2 separate regions of the Homo sapiens genome follow, and region 1 is linked to region 2. The links are chromatin loops, found by intact Hi-C in ENCODE. Cell type or tissue: B cell. All regions are shown on one strand.

What was found. Hi-C counts contacts between places; a loop is a spot of excess contacts. Peaks named below come from ENCODE experiments on the same cell type or tissue, not always from the same donor. Only the 100,000 strongest peaks of a DNase experiment are listed, where the experiment ranks them.
Region 1: it touches region 2 in a loop (22-fold over the local background); 2 of 110 quality-filtered maps call a loop at or near these places.

What each region holds. Positions count from the first base shown.
Region 1 is chr22:23,892,988-23,895,487 of GRCh38, forward strand. MIF (macrophage migration inhibitory factor) reads left to right here and starts at 1,396. Exons shown (of 3, transcript NM_002415.2): 1 at 1,396-1,595; 2 at 1,785-1,957; 3 at 2,053-2,236. The coding sequence starts at 1,488. The coding sequence ends at 2,119. It overlaps MIF-AS1 (MIF antisense RNA 1), which reads right to left. Exons shown (of 3, transcript NR_038911.1): 3 at 723-2,500. RefSeq lists enhancers at 1,071-1,878, 1,879-2,500. In B cell, CTCF peaks have their summits at 1,152 (motif pointing left) and 1,353; DNase peaks (open chromatin) are centred at 1,334 and 1,954; H3K4me3 peaks cover 1,971 bases; H3K27ac peaks cover 2,006 bases.
Region 2 is chr22:23,716,298-23,718,797 of GRCh38, forward strand. It overlaps the pseudogene GUSBP11. Among named protein-coding and RNA genes, the nearest start is that of RGL4, 27 kb to the left of the region's middle. RefSeq lists enhancers at 617-1,256, 1,047-1,206, 1,257-1,896. In B cell, no CTCF peak of the experiment used is centred here; a DNase peak (open chromatin) is centred at 1,044; H3K4me3 peaks cover 1,366 bases; H3K27ac peaks cover 954 bases.

The DNA.
Region 1 (2,500 bases), 180 kb after region 2:
CATAGGGAAGTCACAGTGGTCCAGGCCAAAGGGGATGCAGGTAGTGTAGACTAGGCGGTAGTTCAGGGAATGGAGAGAAGTGGGAATAAAGGGATAGTGAAAGGAAGCATATTTTACTGGCAGGTGATGAGGTGTAGGAGGACAAGTCATACATTTGGACTTTACAGAGCAGTGGACACTCAGTCAGCTGCTGTCAGCGCCTGGGACTTAGGGGAGTGCCCCTGGCTGGAGACATGGTATGGAGTGCCATCAGTTAGGGAGCCCTGGGCACAGGTAAGAGAAGGTGTGACACCAGGAGGGAAAGAGTCTGGGGCCCAGCTGCAGGAACCAATACCCATAGGCTATTTGTATAAATGGGCCATGGGGCCTCCCAGCTGGAGGCTGGCTGGTGCCACGAGGGTCCCACAGGCATGGGTGTCCTTCCTATATCACATGGCCTTCACTGAGACTGGTATATGGATTGCACCTATCAGAGACCAAGGACAGGACCTCCCTGGAAATCTCTGAGGACCTGGCCTGTGATCCAGTTGCTGCCTTGTCCTCTTCCTGCTATGTCATGGCTTATCTTCTTTCACCCATTCATTCATTCATTCATTCAGCAGTATTAGTCAATGTCTCTTGTATGCCTGGCACCTGCTAGATGGTCCCCGAGTTTACCATTAGTGGAAAAGACATTTAAGAAATTCACCAAGGGCTCTATGAGAGGCCATACACGGTGGACCTGACTAGGGTGTGGCTTCCCTGAGGAGCTGAAGTTGCCCAGAGGCCCAGAGAAGGGGAGCTGAGCACGTTTGAACCACTGAACCTGCTCTGGACCTCGCCTCCTTCCCTTCGGTGCCTCCCAGCATCCTATCCTCTTTAAAGAGCAGGGGTTCAGGGAAGTTCCCTGGATGGTGATTCGCAGGGGCAGCTCCCCTCTCACCTGCCGCGATGACTACCCCGCCCCATCTCAAACACACAAGCTCACGCATGCGGGACTGGAGCCCTTGAGGACATGTGGCCCAAAGACAGGAGGTACAGGGGCTCAGTGCGTGCAGTGGAATGAACTGGGCTTCATCTCTGGAAGGGTAAGGGGCCATCTTCCGGGTTCACCGCCGCATCCCCACCCCCGGCACAGCGCCTCCTGGCGACTAACATCGGTGACTTAGTGAAAGGACTAAGAAAGACCCGAGGCGAGGCCGGAACAGGCCGATTTCTAGCCGCCAAGTGGAGAACAGGTTGGAGCGGTGCGCCGGGCTTAGCGGCGGTTGCTGGAGGAACGGGCGGAGTCGCCCAGGGTCCTGCCCTGCGGGGGTCGAGCCGAGGCAGGCGGTGACTTCCCCACTCGGGGCGGAGCCGCAGCCTCGCGGGGGCGGGGCCTGGCGCCGGCGGTGGCGTCACAAAAGGCGGGACCACAGTGGTGTCCGAGAAGTCAGGCACGTAGCTCAGCGGCGGCCGCGGCGCGTGCGTCTGTGCCTCTGCGCGGGTCTCCTGGTCCTTCTGCCATCATGCCGATGTTCATCGTAAACACCAACGTGCCCCGCGCCTCCGTGCCGGACGGGTTCCTCTCCGAGCTCACCCAGCAGCTGGCGCAGGCCACCGGCAAGCCCCCCCAGGTTTGCCGGGAGGGGACAGGAAGAGGGGGGTGCCCACCGGACGAGGGGTTCCGCGCTGGGAGCTGGGGAGGCGACTCCTGAACGGAGCTGGGGGGCGGGGCGGGGGGAGGACGGTGGCTCGGGCCCGAAGTGGACGTTCGGGGCCCGACGAGGTCGCTGGGGCGGGCTGACCGCGCCCTTTCCTCGCAGTACATCGCGGTGCACGTGGTCCCGGACCAGCTCATGGCCTTCGGCGGCTCCAGCGAGCCGTGCGCGCTCTGCAGCCTGCACAGCATCGGCAAGATCGGCGGCGCGCAGAACCGCTCCTACAGCAAGCTGCTGTGCGGCCTGCTGGCCGAGCGCCTGCGCATCAGCCCGGACAGGTACGCGGAGTCGCGGAGGGGCGGGGGAGGGGCGGCGGCGCGCGGCCAGGCCCGGGACTGAGCCACCCGCTGAGTCCGGCCTCCTCCCCCCGCAGGGTCTACATCAACTATTACGACATGAACGCGGCCAATGTGGGCTGGAACAACTCCACCTTCGCCTAAGAGCCGCAGGGACCCACGCTGTCTGCGCTGGCTCCACCCGGGAACCCGCCGCACGCTGTGTTCTAGGCCCGCCCACCCCAACCTTCTGGTGGGGAGAAATAAACGGTTTAGAGACTAGGAGTGCCTCGGGGTTCCTTGGCTTGCGGGAGGAATTGGTGCAGAGCCGGGATATTGGGGAGCGAGGTCGGGAACGGTGTTGGGGGCGGGGGTCAGGGCCGGGTTGCTCTCCTCCGAACCTGCTGTTCGGGAGCCCTTTTGTCCAGCCTGTCCCTCCTACGCTCCTAACAGAGGAGCCCCAGTGTCTTTCCATTCTATGGCGTACGAAGGGATGAGGAGAAGTTGGCACTCTGCCCTGGGCTGCAGACTCGGGATCTAAGGCGC
Region 2 (2,500 bases):
GAGACCTATATCTTAAAAATACGAACAAAAAAAACAAAAAAAATTGATTTTGTTTTTAAGACGGAGTCTCACTCTGTCTCACAGGCTGGAGAGCAGCGGCGTGTTCTCGGCTCACTGCAACCTCCGCCTCCCTGGTTCAAGCAATTCTCCTGCCTCAGCCTCCCAAGTAGCTGGGATTACAGGTGCTCACCACCACGCCTGGCTAATTTTTGTATTTTTAGTAGAGATGGGGTTTCACCACGTTGGCCAGGCTGGTCTTGAATTCTTGGCCTCAGGTGATCGGCCTGCCTCGGCCTCCCAAAGTGTTGGGATTACAGACGTGAGCCACGAGCCCGACCAAGTTTGTTTGTTTGTTTGTTTAAATTAGCCAGGCATGGTGGTCCCAGGTAACTTGCAAGGCTGGGGCGGGAGAATCGCTTGAGCTCAGAAGTTAGGATTGCACCACTCCGCTCCCACCTGGGCAGCAGGGCCAAACCCGGTCTCAAAAGCATTTCAAAAATTAAAATTAAACATTAGAAAGAAGGACACTGCCCGGGCTCAGCCTTCGCCTAGGAACGGGACTCGACAGGAGCGCTTCTTCCTCCTCCCGCCTCCACCGCTCCGGCCCTCGCGGGTCCCCCAGGTACTCCCGTTCTCCAATCCCGCGCCCCCAAGCCCGTTGACCTTTAACCTCCTCCGGGCCCCCAGCTCCGGGGCACTACGGTGAAGGAGGCTGCAGGGCGCCGGGGCTTACCCCATTCCCACCGCCGGGCTTCCGGGCGACTCCTGGCCCTGCCCCGAGTCCGCGCCTCCGACAGCGGTCGCCGGTACCTCTGCTCCTCGAAGCCCCGGCGTCGGTTGTCGGAGAAGTCGGCGCGGAAGCTTCAGAGGCCGTCCAGCTGCTTGCGCTGCCACGACGGGCTCTCTCGGGGATACAGCATCCCGTCCGGTAGCGCCAACGTGCAGCCATACAACAGCAGCCGGAGAGCCGCCCAGGCCACTGCCGCCCCCCAGGCGAGGCTTCCCCCTCCCCGTCTCGGCCGCAGTCTACGGGGATAAGAGCTGCGCGGGAGGAGCATTGCGGCAAGGTCGCGTGACGCGCCGGTAGCGTGACGCGACTTAGGTCGTCCGCGCCATCTTTGTTGAGGGCGATTGCCAGGCCTGGAGGGGCGGGGCGGCGCCTGTGGCTGGAACCCTGGGCTAGGCCTTTAGGGAAGCGGGACCCCCACCCTCAGCCCCAACCAAGAAGGGCGTCGTCTGCTCCCCATCGTCGTCTGCTCTGTGCTGGATGATCCAGGGCCACAGGCCAGGACAGAACCCCTGAGATTGGTGGGATCCCCGTTTCTTCAAGGGGCACCTCCACTTGCTTTCCCCAGCAGGAACTAGAGCAGGCCCCAGTGGAGCCTCTTCCATGACTGCTGGATGCAGCCTCTTGCAGGCATGCACGTCCTTGGGAGGCGGCGGTAGCCCTGACCCTGGGCCTCTGGGACCTCGACCCTAACCGAGGGGCCAGAAGCTCCCTCTTGGCGTTGAAGACACATGAAGATGCAGGGAGAGAGGCCAAGTGCAGTGGCTCACGCCTGTAATCCCAGCACTTTGGGAGGCTGAGGTGGGCAGATCATTTGAGGCCAGGAGTTCGAGACCAGCCTGGCCAACATGGCAAAACCCCATCTCTACTAAAAATACTAAAAAAAAAAAAAAAAAAAAAAAAAAAAAGCCAGGCATGGTAGCAGGCACCTGTGATCCCAGCTACTTGGGAGGCTGAGGCTGGAGAATCGCTTGAACCCAGGAGACGAAGGTTGCAATGAGCCGAGGTTACACCACTGCACTCCAGCCTGGGCAACACAACAAGAATCTATCTCAAAAAAAAAAAAAAAAAAAACATTGCACAGAGAGGGTGCCCTGCGGGACCCCACTTTACTCCAGTAGGGAAGGCACCGTGTGGAAGGGTAGAGGAAGAGATCTGGAGACAGTAAAAAAGACAAAGGTTTATTGAGGGGACTTTCACACAGGTGCAGTGGCTATGGCTGGACATGAGAACCACTACATGATTTGTAAAAACCATGCAGCTTCCATAACATTTTCACCTAACATCCTCGACCAGTTACCGGTGGAAGGTATCCAACTTCCCAGTGGTGAATCCATACACATCTGTAGCAACCTCAATTCTTGCCGCCTCAGAAGAAAGAATTTGACCGAGGGTCATAAGGCAGAAACCAGACAGAGGCAAGTTGCAGAGTAGGAGTAAAAGTTTATTAAAAAGCAGGCCGGGGCCGGGCATGGTGGTTCATGCCTGTAATCCCAGCACTTTGGGAGGCTGAGCCAGGTGGATCACCTGAGCTCAGGAGTTCAAGATCCGCCTGGCCAACATGGTAAAAACATGTCTGTACTAAAAATACAAAAATTAGCTGGGTGTGATGGTGAGCGCCTGTAATCCCAGCTACTCAGGAGGCTGAGGCAGGAGAATCTTTTGAACCTGGGAGGTGGAGGTTGCAGTGAACGAGATTGAGCTACTGCACTC